Linked DNA regions of Homo sapiens: region 1 is linked to region 2. A link is a contact called in ENCODE Hi-C data. All regions are on one chromosome and are shown on one strand. The core of a region is the stretch at or near the end of the contact, and the rest is flanking DNA. Distances in the headings are between cores, read along the strand shown.

What was found. A loop is a pair of places that touch in the nucleus more often than their neighbours do. Pooled maps may share reads with other maps.
Region 1: a pooled map shows a loop between it and region 2 (2.9-fold over the local background). The contact joins the enhancer-like site here to the promoter of GNB1 in region 2. A Hi-C loop is called at or near these places in 2 of 37 single-sample maps with no recorded cell type and 2 of 50 pooled maps.

The regions. Positions count from the first base shown.
Region 1 is chr1:3,677,557-3,683,237 of GRCh38, reverse strand. It overlaps TP73 (tumor protein p73), which reads right to left. Exons shown (of 14, transcript NM_005427.4): 2 at 808-905; 3 at 58-178. The coding sequence starts at 872. Among named protein-coding and RNA genes, the nearest start is that of TP73-AS3, 11 kb to the right of the region's middle. RefSeq lists an enhancer at 1,814-2,549 and a silencer at 2,839-3,006. Within about 2 kb of position 4,242, at least 2 of the 41 ENCODE cell types and tissues checked have a DNase peak (open chromatin) inside an H3K27ac peak, as active enhancers do.
Region 2 is chr1:1,889,836-1,895,591 of GRCh38, reverse strand. GNB1 (G protein subunit beta 1) reads left to right here and starts at 4,505. Exons shown (of 12, transcript NM_002074.5): 1 at 4,505-4,772. It overlaps GNB1-DT (GNB1 divergent transcript), which reads right to left and starts at 4,412. Exons shown (of 2, transcript NR_168264.1): 1 at 4,209-4,412; 2 at 2,866-3,692. RefSeq lists silencers at 3,721-3,970, 4,031-4,130, 4,251-4,440, 5,001-5,190.

The DNA.
Region 1 (5,681 bases), core at 2,993-5,492, 1.8 Mb before region 2:
GGCCACATTTGTTGTCCCCACTCCAGTCCTCTTGCAGAGGGCAGCCCCCCCACTCACCATGACAGATGTAGTCATGCCCTCCAGGTGGAAGACGTCCATGCTGGAATCCGTTCCGCCCACCACCTCATTATTCCCCCGGCTTGACTGGGGAAGGTCGAAGTAGGTGCTGTCTGGTTCCCTGGGGCAGGGAGAGGAAAATAGAAGCGTCAGTCCCCAGTTTGGGTGTCACCCCAATACCTCCCAGGCCCAGAGCTCAAGGCTAGCCTGAGACTCCTGGTGAGGCCTACGTCTCCTGCCCTTCCCATTCCCTCTCATCCCATCTCTGTCCTCCACCTGCCATTCCAGGGCTGCTGTGAGTGCCAGAGAGGCAGAGCCAGTCATGGGCTCTGTTATTCTGGGCCTCTGCTGGCCATGGGCCCTCTCCAGAGCTGGCCAGAGAAAAGAGTCTGAATTTTGGTCCTGCATCCCCAGGGAAGGCCTAGGGCAGCAGTCCCTCTTCCCTGCCCCTCCGACCCGCCCTGTCCCCAAGCTGATGAGGGTGGCTAAGGCTAGCCCAAGACTAGTGTGGAGCCACCTCTCCTGCTCTGGTCCAGTTAGTGCAGCAAGGGTGGTCGAGGCTAGCCCAGAATCCCAGTGAGGGTTGCCAAGTTTAGCCCAAAGTCTCAGTGAGGGTGGCTGGGGCTAGCCCAGAGTCCTCCCGGGGCCACCCCTCCTGCTCTGGCCCAGTTAGCCCAGCGAAGGTGGCTGAGGCTAGCCCAGAGTGCCTCCCAGGGGGGCCCCCAGCTCTGGCCAGCCAAGCGCACTCACAGAGAGCTCCAGAGGTGCTCAAACGTGGTGCCCCCATCAGGGGAGGTGGCGGTGGACTGGGCCATCTTCCCCACGCCGGCCTCCGAGGGCAGCTCGCTCTGCAGGAAGGAAGGAATGACACCTGAGCACCCTGGGAACTCGTGCTCTGTCCTCCTGTGACAGCCTCGGTGGGGGCGGCAGGCAAGTGGGCCTGCCTGGGGCATCCCTGGAGCAGGTGCCCCCGCCTTGCCCTCCCTGTGCCCTCTCCACTGTCATTTCGTCCACCCTGTTCCCCGCGGCTGGAAACCGAAGGCCAGGTGGGCAGCTCTGCCTTGGAGGTGGCGGGCCTGGATCAGACCCATCCGTGGGGGTGCCCTGGGCAGGCAGGAGCTTCTCAGAGCCGTCGCCTTGGAAGAGGGGGTGACAGCAACACCCGCTCCTGGGGCTGCCTTGAGGGCCTTCAGGAGAGCAGACTCTTTGAGATGCTTGGGCCGGGACAAGCGTGTGAGGCCTGTGGTCTGTTATGATCCACTGTGTCTAGGTTTGGCCTGGGGGATGCTTGGGCCGGAACAAGTGTGTGAGGCCTGTGGTCTGTTACGATCCCCTGTGTCTGGGTTTGGCCTGGGGGATGCAGCCAGGTTTGGGGTCTCCCTGATGCCCGGGACCTGGAGGTGGCTCCGGTCCCGGTCACCCCATCTTGGGAACAGCGTGTGTGAGGGCTGCGCTGGAGGCTGCAGCCAAGCCCCCGGCTAGAGCCTAGCTGTGCCCACTGCTGCAGGACACAGACGCCCCCTCGCCTTCTGAGCTGGGGCTCCTTCCTGCACCCCAGGGCCACAGGGAAGCCTGGCAAGGCTGGGAACTTGAAGCTGCCCTGTCCTGCAGCCGGCCACTGCCTGGGTGGTCACGCCTTGAGAAGGAGACACCCAGGGATTGGAGAGCTCTGACCCCAGCGCCCGTCCGCTGGTCTTTGTCTCCACCATTGCTCCCCTGAGAACCCCTGGGCCCAGCTCCCAGTGGCCCTGGACACCCATGAGGAGGTGGCAGTGTCCAGGCAGAGCACAGCTGGGGGAGGGGACAGGGAAACCCGAGCCCACCCTGCCCACAGCCCCCAGCCCCGGCTGAGGTGACCTCTCCCCTGGGCCAGCCTCCCAGGTCCTCGGTGAGGTGCTATGGGACAGGCTTGGCCACCGCCCTGCAATGCTCAGGCAGGCAGGCCTGGACCTGCCCACGGCCAGCGGGGGTGCAGGCCATGGCCTGGAACCTGTCGTTTTTGTCCTTCCCCAGGCAGGCGGGAGCTGATAGAAGCCTGTGGCTGCCACGTGCCGGGCCCTGGAGAAGTGGCACAGGCCAGGCTGAGGGGCGGTCCGTGAGCCATGATGGCCTGGGACAAGCAGCTTAGAGGGTGCTGGCCCAAGCCACCTCTCCCAGGTGGGCGTGACCGCTCCATCCACTTTTCAGGAGCCCCAAGGCTCAGAGGGGTTAAGTGACTTGTGTGAGGTCACACGGCTGTAAGTGCTGGTGATGAATGCTCCAGGGGCTCTTAGAATTAGAAGTTAATTTGGTTGCCCTGCCCCACCCCACTTCACCATCACGTGGCCAGGTGGGTGTGCCCTTGCAGGCCTCCGATCCTGGGCTGGGCTAAAACCCCAGTGGAGCTGAGGGTGTGCATGGGGACCGCACCATTCCGTTAATTTAAAATGGGAGAGTGTGACAGGAAGCAGAACCGCAGGTCCAGCTGAGGCTGGCACAGGGCCCCGGGGGAGAGCAGAACCCGCCCTTGCCCATACCCCACGGTGGGTCCCTTTGGGCTGAGCAGTATGAGTAGGGTAGCCTCTTGGTGCAGGTATGTGGGCCAAGGCTGGGTGGGCACAAGTGAGGGGTCCCAGGCATGTTTCCTGAAGGGCAGGAGCACTGGAGGGGCTGGACTCGGAGGAAAGAAATTCCCTTAGATCCAAGAGGACAAGCCTGGGAAGGTTTTGCCGCCAGAGGCCTCTGGGTCGCATCCCCTTCATTTTGTAGATGGGCCACCTGAGTCCAGAGATGGAAATGGACTTGCCATCCACAGCAGGTGGATGACAAAATCCCAGCTCCCTTCACAGCAGCACCATTCCTGGTAGCTGAACGGTGCACATAGCCCAGACGCCCATCAGCAGAGGGCCGGGCACAGGAGATGTGGTGCCAGCAAGCAATGGAACATTACGCGGCCATGAAAAGGAACGAAGCTCTGACATGCTACAGCGTGGGTGAGACCTGAAAACCTCATGCTCAGGACACATGACCTCATCTGTCAGCCTGTGAGCTGTCCCCTCCCAAGGCTAAGGTGGGACAAAGACAGAGAGAGACAGAGACAGAGAGACAGAGAGAAACAAGGACAAAGAGAGACAGAGACATAGAGACAGGGATAGAGACAGGAAGAGAGAGACAGAGAGAGAGAGACAAGGACAAAGAAAGAGAAAGACAGGAAGAGAGACAGAGAGACAGGGACAAAGAGAGAGACAAAGAGAGACAGAAAGAGACAGGGAAAGAGATAGAGAGAGACAGGAAGAGAGACAGAGAGACGGAGAGAGACAAAGGCAGAGAGAGACAGGGACAAAGAGAGACAGAGAGATACAAGGACAAAGAGAGACAGAGACAGAGACAGAGAGACAGGGACAAAGAGAGACAAAACAGAGAGACAAGGACAAAGAGAGACGGAGAGAGACAAAGGCAGAGAGAGACAGGGACAAAGAGAGACGGAGAGAGACAAAGGCAGAGAGAGACAGGGACAAAGAGAGACAGAGAGATACAAGGACAAAGAGAGAGAGAGACAGAGACAGAGAGACAGGGACAAAGAGAGACAAAACAGAGAGACAAGGACAAAGAGAGACAGAGAGTGAGAGAGACAGAGACAGGGAGAGACAAGGACAAAGAGAGACAGAGAGATGGAGAGAGACAGAGACAGAGAGACAGGGAGAGAGACAGAGAGAGATGGAGAGAGACAGGGAGACAGAGACAGACAGAGACAGACAGAGAAACAGAGGGAAAGAGAGAGGGACAGGGAGACAGACAGCGTGGGAGCCGACGGCATCCCGCCGCACCCCTACTGGAGGTCCAGGGGTTCCGTGAACAGGTGTGCACGGGGCATCCCTCCGCGCAGGGCTCAGGGCTCACAGGAACTGGTCGGCAAAACATGATTTGTGATCTTATGCCTGGGACATGGGCGTTGGCTGTATTTTCAAGTCGGCATCCTGTGAACTCCCCCTGAAGCGACACCCTCTCTTCCCACTGAACCCTGAATGAGGAACAGCGACCCTTCTTGTCAGCGCGCCTCTGCCTGCCGGAGACCCAGCTTCCACATCCCCTGACCGGCACCCACTGTGCACTGCAGGACACCAGCTTGGCCTCTCATCCCTGCCTGGGCACAGGACAGAGGCCAGCGAGCGTGGTCGTGGGTCCCCGATCCCACCCGTCCGGCCCTCCAGGCTCACAGGACAGGCCACCACCAGGAGCATGTGGGGTGGGAAAGGGGCTTCCTCCACGCCAGGAGTTGGGTCCCCAAACATCCCCAGGCCTGTTTGCCTGAGATGTGGGCAGTGGGCCTCCAGGTGCAGGCGTGTGGACCAGCCGGAAGCCCTGGGCAGATGCATCTTCCAGGACACCCCTCCCCACAGTGGGGCTGGGGCAGGGCCCAGGAATCTGCCCCTTTAACAAGCCTCCAGGGGAGTCATGAAGAGCCTGGGACAGGCCCCCTGAGGAGGACACTGTCATGAGGGCCAGCCTTGCCACTGCTCGGGGCCCTGCTGCAGCCACCGGCCTCCCCCATGGGAATCGGGTTCCTCATTAGCCAAAACCAGGACCCGGAAACCTGCCCAGACTTAAAGCACACGGAGGAACTTGAACCGGAAGCCACGAGATGCCTGATTCCCAACTTCCTGGGAAAACGCCAACGCTGGTAGCATTGGTCCCAGGGCCCCACAGGAACACTGCTCACAGGCACAGGCGCCAGGCAGGGGCTCCCCCAACCGGCCTCACACACCTGAGCTGATGACTGGCTCCGCAGGCATCTGGGAGTACTGGGCATGAGGAACAGGAAGCTCTGTTGGGGGTGCAGGGACGCTGCGCTGGGGCAGGGGGAGTATGTGCCCTCTGCCCACAGCCGCCTTTCAGGCAAGGATCCCAGTGGCGAGAAAAATAAGTCAATTCTAATAAAATGGCCTTTCAATTAAATCCAATTTTCCCAACCATTTGCCTTTTAATTTGAAAATTCGTTCACAAGGGGATCACGGTTCTGGGACAAAACAGAAATTGCTTTTGAAACGTTGCCAATAGTTTTAAAAATCATGTGTATCAATGGGGAAAGGAGACCAATTTCATAAGACATCTTTAGGAAGTTTTATCAACATCATAAAATGCAAATACATTATTGGAAGTGTAGGTTTTTCTAAGAAGATTTAGTCTAGGAGGGATGGGCTGGGTGCAGTGGTTCATAACTGTAATCCCAACACTTTAGGAGGCCAAGGAGGGAGGATTACTTGAGCCCAAGGGCTTGAGACCAGCCTGGGCAACACAGGGAGACCTCAGCTCTCCAAAAACTTAAAAAAATATTAGCTGGGCATGAGGGCGTGATGGCATGTGCCTGCAGTCCAAACCACGCAGGGTGCTGAGGTGGGAGAATCACTTGAGCCCAGGGGCTCGAGGCTGCAGTGAGCCATGATTGCACCACTGCACTCCAGTCTGGGCAACAGAGCTAGACCACAACTCTAAAAAAAAAAAAAAAAAAAAGGGAAGGAAGGAAATGAAATAAATGAGTTCTCAGTTGTAACAGGGGCGTCCAGTGTGTATTACCACAGGTCTTGCAGTGGAAGGCTTTGTGTGGCCACAGCATTTGGGGGTGGTCATTGGGGAGCTGCTGGCCG
Region 2 (5,756 bases), core at 3,256-5,755:
TGCTGCGGTGACACCTCCTCACTGGCCGCTCCCCATGAAGCTGGGAACCAGGCCCCTACTCAACCCCCTGAGCAGAGCTGCCCTGCTTTGGCCTCAGGGCCAGAGCCTGGTGCTAAACCCACCCTGGCACCCAGTGGGCCTCAGCAGGTGTGTGCTGAGGGTTGGAGAGGTGCCATGGTCCCATTCCTCCACCAGCCCCTTCCTTTGAAAGCTGCAGGAGCTAATTAGGGCTTTCTTCTTGATCACCTACATTCTGCACCCCCTGGGCACCATCACGATGCTCTCCTCTCTCCCTCCCTCCTTATTCTCTGTCCTTTGGGGCCTGGATCTCACTGCAAGTGAAGACGACAGCAGAGGGCCGTGTGGTGGAGAACCTCACAGTGCTGGTAGGAGGAGGACAGACGCCCTGCAGGAGCCCAGAGCCCAGGGAAAGACAAAGGGACCTCTCCTGCCAGAGCTGGAAATCTAGAAACGTCCCCTGCAGCTCTGAGACCCTTCAAAGCCTGGCTGGAGCGCGGCGCCCAGGGCGCGCACAGAGATGGAGCTGTGGGTCCTGTCACATGCACAGATTGAATAATTCGGATTTAAAAGACCTACTTTCACATTAGACCATTTCCTGCTGAGAAGCAGGTGGGGGTGGGGCATCTGAATTGTATCTCCCGCTCCCGTGGGGTTTTAGAGAAGGCCTGGTGTGGAGCCAGTATCGGTGCAGCCGCCTCCACCCCAGGGCCCAGCTCAGTCTTGCCCGGGGTTGGGCACAGCTGACCGGGTATGGCTCTGGACTCAGGGACCCAGAGCTGACCGGGTGTGGCTCTGGACTCAGGGACACAGGCTGATCTCTGAGATCCTTGCAGAGAAGGGAGTGTTACTGGGAAGCGTTTGCTCTGCCAGGGAGAGGGCGGGGTGGTAGGTGAGGGCCAAAAGATACAAGAGGCCTGGGCTGAAGGGAATGGAGGCGGGGCAGGGAGGGCAGGTCTGAGGCCGGCTCTAGACCCCCCTGGGCCACCAAGGGCTCTGAGTGTCTCTTATCTCCAGGGATGGGCCCTGGCTGGAGGTGAGAAGCACCTTTGGATTCACATCGTCCTCAGGGCAGAGGTCTCTGCCTCCCAGGGACTGTGTACTTCAGAGGGCAGCCCCAGGCTGCAGTGAAGACCTGGGAGTAAGCACCCGGGGCCCCTGCTCCTTCCCTCCCTCCTTCCTCTCAACTTTGCCCTCCATAAACCATCAAATAGGATTTCTGCCTGGGCCATGGGGCAAGTTCCAGGGACAGCCCTGCCTTACCTAGAGGACCTACAGATAAGCTGGAGGTGCTGGGGCTGCACCCTGCCCCTTGGATATGGCCAGGGCGGGCACTGGCCTGGGGTCCTCCTGTGTGGCCTTCCTTCATGGCCCTGGCTGTACTGAGATGGGCTGACCAGGCTGATGGTGGCCTGTGGGACAAGAGAGCCCTGGGGTACAGCCCTGCCACTGCCCAGTCTGGCCCGCAGTGTGGTGCCCACTCCTCTTGAGGCTCCTCCATGGCCCTGGGCCAGGCTTGCAGGGACCTTCTGGGGCCTCTCCCATCCCACAGCTGCTGGAAGGTCTCTGGTGACAAACGGCCACTGCCCACTTTGGGCTTCCCTGCTGCTGCCTCAGCCTCCTCTCCCTGCTACTCATTTCCACTTTTAATTCAGGTGGTCATTGAAGGCTGGCATTAGGCCTGCCAGATTCTGAGGGCCACCTCTGACCCCTCACCTGCCAACGTGCAGAACACTGTCCCCCGACTCTGCATCGTCCCTCAGCCCTGGATGTGCCCCATGCTCCACCCTGCCCCTCGAGTGTCCGAGCAGAGAAGCCTTCCTGCGGAAACCCGGCTCTCCTGAAGTCCAACCACTCAGGTTCCTCGCACCCTGCCCTTGTTCTGGCCCAGGTGATGGTTCTGTCCCTCCTGATCCCTTGCTCTGGGCACTGGTCCCTGTGCTGGGTTGCATCTTCCTCACTCAGAACTCAGAGCCTATCAGCCACACCAGCTGTTCTCCGATGACCCCGTGTGCCTGGTGCCACGCTGGGCTGGTGGAGCAGCGGTTAAGAGTGGGCTTCACAGTGCTCACACTGCAACAGGGGGAGGGCCCGGAGCAGGCAGAGAGGCACCTGGGAGGGATGGTTAGGGCTGGGGAGACATCTCCATGGACGTGACACCCGCAAAGGCCTGAACTACACGAGGTTATGGGGAGACCGTCCCAGGCAGATGGAGCCACTGGGCCAAAGCCTGGAGGATGGAATTCGGTGGTGTCGGGGAGCATCAGGAGCCAGTGTCTTGATAGTGGGGAGGGGAGGAGGGGCCTGGACACTGGGGAGAGGGCGGGTGATGGGAACTGTCAATGGTTTCAGGCACAGGAGTGATATGATTGACAATTCAGGCTGTGTCCGCAGTGGCTCCTGCCTGTGATCTCAGCACTTTGGGAGGCTGAGGTGGGAGGATCGCTGGAGCCCAGGAGTTTGAGACCAGCCTGGGCAACACAGGGAGACCCCCATCTCAAAAAGAAAGAAAGAAAGAAAAAAAAACCCAAAATAAATAAATAAAATAAAAATTAAAAAAATTTCACTGGGAATTCACTCCTTGCTCAACTGTGCTAGGCAGGCAGGCGCCCCTGTGGGGGCGGGGCCTCGGTGGTCCAGCGGAGGTCAGAGGCCACGCAGGGTGAGGAGCGGGTAGCATATGGTGGGGTGGAAGCAAGGATGAGAGACTGGTTACACAGGAGATAATCAGAGCCAGGTTCCTCACTCCCAAAGCAGGAGGCCCCTCATTCCGAACAGGTTGAGCCCTGTAGTGTTGGCCTGGCATCAGAGTAAACACGTGGTGCCCAAGAAAAACAGACAAACACGCCCATGAAACTGTGTGTATACATATGCGTGTGGGCATGTACATAGATGTGTTCCCTTGCTCCGCCAGCTGCAATGACACCCCAGTAGCAATGAGCACATCCGGAGCCAGATCCCGGGCTCTGCATGACATTCTCCCACAATGAACCAGGCTGCAGCAGAAATAGCTGGGTTCAGGCTGGGGCAGGGAGAATACAACAGGGCCCTGGAGCATCTCGTGCCAGAAAGAAAGGGCTCCAGAAATGATGCGGACAGGTGAAGTGGGAGGGAGAGAGAAGGGTGGCAAGGCGTGGGTTCCCTGTCTGGTGGAGGCTCCCCTAGGTAGGGGGAAGCGCGTGGCACGGAGGGCAGGTGGCGGACGCATCTGGAAGCCGCACTTACTGTGTGTCCACTTTCTCACACAAGCACCATGCACACAAAACAAGAAGGAAAACGTCAGCTGAGAGAGGCGGGTGGTGTCCCAGGGTGTGGAGAGAGTAGAAGGTGGGAAATAGGTGTTGGAGGTGGCATGGCCCCTTGAGGTTGTGGCCCTGGTTGAGGGGAGGCCCAGTGGATGAGGTTGGGTCTCTCTCCCCTTCAGCTGTGCTGGTGCAGGCCTGGAGGAAAACGGACGCCAGGTTTGGTGTGGAAGGGGAGCTCGGAGGCGATGAAGGCCCAGGCAGGTGGAAGGTGGTGGTTGAGGACCGGGGAGCAGGGCGCTGGCTGGGGAGAGGCAGAGTGAAGAAGCCGAGGGTGAGGGGCAGCCGGAACTCAGCTGGAAAGACAGCAGGAGGCGGTGGGCGCAGGGGCGGGTTCCATGGACGTTCTGGAGGCTTCTGAGGACACCAAGCCTGGAAGCCAGGACATGTGGCCTTCTTGACTTCGTTCCCCTTCCTCACCTGGAGGTCTCCAGTCCCCGCTGTCCACTGCTCAGCGGCATGGGAGGAGTCCGCGGCCTTACCCCGACACTCCCGCCCACCGGCCCCCGCCCCTGCCAGGCGGCCCTGCTCGCAGCAGCGCGAGGAGCCACGGGGTGCTGCCCTCCTCCGCAGCCCGAGGCCCACTTCACACGCACTGAGCCCAAGCGCGAGTCTCTGCCCGTCAGCCGCGTCTGAGCTCGCCGCAGTCCCTGCTTGAGAGGCCGGGGGGCACCTGCGCCTGCCCGGGACCCTGACCTGCTAGCGGGGCCTGTTGCCTCCTCTGCAGGAAGCGATCTCGCCCGCGGTGCCCCCACCCGCCCCGTCCCCGGAGGGACCGCCCCCGCCCGCGGCCTTCCCGCCCCTGCCCTGTCGCTTGAGTGCCCCCCGCCCGCCGTTACCCCACCCCCGCCCCTGGAGGAGCCCCCGCCCACGGTTACCCAACCTTACCCTGTCCCCGGAGGGCTCCACGCCCGCGTTCCCCCCGCCCCATCCCAACTCCGAGGGTCCACTGCCCCGGTCCCCATCCCGCCCGGTCCCCGCAGGGCCGGGCCGCCGGGGGTCTCCCGGGGCAGCGGTACCCGAAGGCAGCAGCACGGCCCCTTTAAGCCGCTCGGACACGCGCTCGGGGCCCGATGCGGTTTGGACGCGCACAGGCGTGCGCGTGCCCGTCGGGCCTGGCGAGCGCGCGCGACGCGCGGCGTGCGTGGTGACGCGAGCGCGTGGGGTTTTCCGAGGCTGCGGGCAGGGGCCCGCCGCGCCCATCCCGATGGCTGGAGGCGTCTGAGGGGCGGACGGAGGCGGCGGCGGCGGCGGCGGGAGCGGGAGCGGGCGGCGAGTGGGGAGCGGGGCCGGGAGTGGAGCAGCCGCCGCGGCGGGACTGGACCGAGCCTCGCCGGCGCGCACCTGCCCGCAGCGCCCGCGGAGCGCGCAGCGCGGCCCGAGCGCGACGACCTGCCGAGCGGCGGCCGAGGCGGCGGTGTGGGCGCGTCAGGCCGCGACGAGGGCGCTGAGGTGAGCGCGGCAGCCCCCAGCCCCGGACCCGGGTCCTGTTCGTCCACCCGCCCGCCCTGGGGGCGCCCGCCCCGCCCCCACCCCACCCGCCGGTCGGGGCCGCGTCTTCCTGCCCCGCCCGGGTGCGGCGGGCGGCGTCCGAAGGGGGGGCCGGGGGCTGGGGTCCGAGGTTCGGGGTGCAGGGTCGGGGTCGAGGGCGGGGTCTAGGGAGAGGAGCCGGGGTCCCAGGCCCAAGGCTGGGGGCCGAGTTTCGGCACCGGGGTGCGGGGTTGTGTGCGCCGCGGGCGCTTCCCGTGGCGGCGGCCGGGGCCCCGGGGGCGCGGGTCGGGCGGGGCCGGGCCCTGCGTGGGGAGCCGGACGTGGCTCTCGGGCCCGCGGCGCGAGAACAAAGGCCGGGCGGGCCTGCAGGCGGGGCGGTGTCGGCGGCCGGAGCCCCCGCGCGGGCCGCCTATCGGGGTGACTTTGAGGGCCGGGCGGCCGCGGGGCGCGAGCGTGGGGAAGGGGAACAATGAAATGGGGAAGCCGGGCCGCGCGCCGCGGTCGGAGTAGGGATTTAAAGCGGAAGCCGGGCGCGGCGTCGGGAAATGGGAAAATAACGGTTTCGGCCCTTTTCGCTGTGTCGAGCCGCTGAGGCAGTCGCGCTGTGGCCTCGCCCTTCTCCTGCCGAGGCCCGGGTCTGTCCGGCGCTGGCGCCCCGCGCGTGTCGACTCGAGGGTTGCGCGGACCCCGGCCCGGCCCCGCGAATGAATGGGCCCGGTGGCCGCGCCAAGATGGCGCTCCCACCGCTGCCTTTGTGGGGCGGCCGCCGCCGCGCCGAGTTTCGGGGCCCGGTTTGCGATATTCCGAAGGCCCGAAGGTGGGGGAGAGGACAGGAAATAGCACAAAGGCTGGGTGTCTTCCTCTTGCCTGGATCGGCTTTTCGGCTGGAAGCGGGGTGGGGGTGGGGAGTGGGGAGATCTGTTGAAAATTCCACAGGGCTGTCGG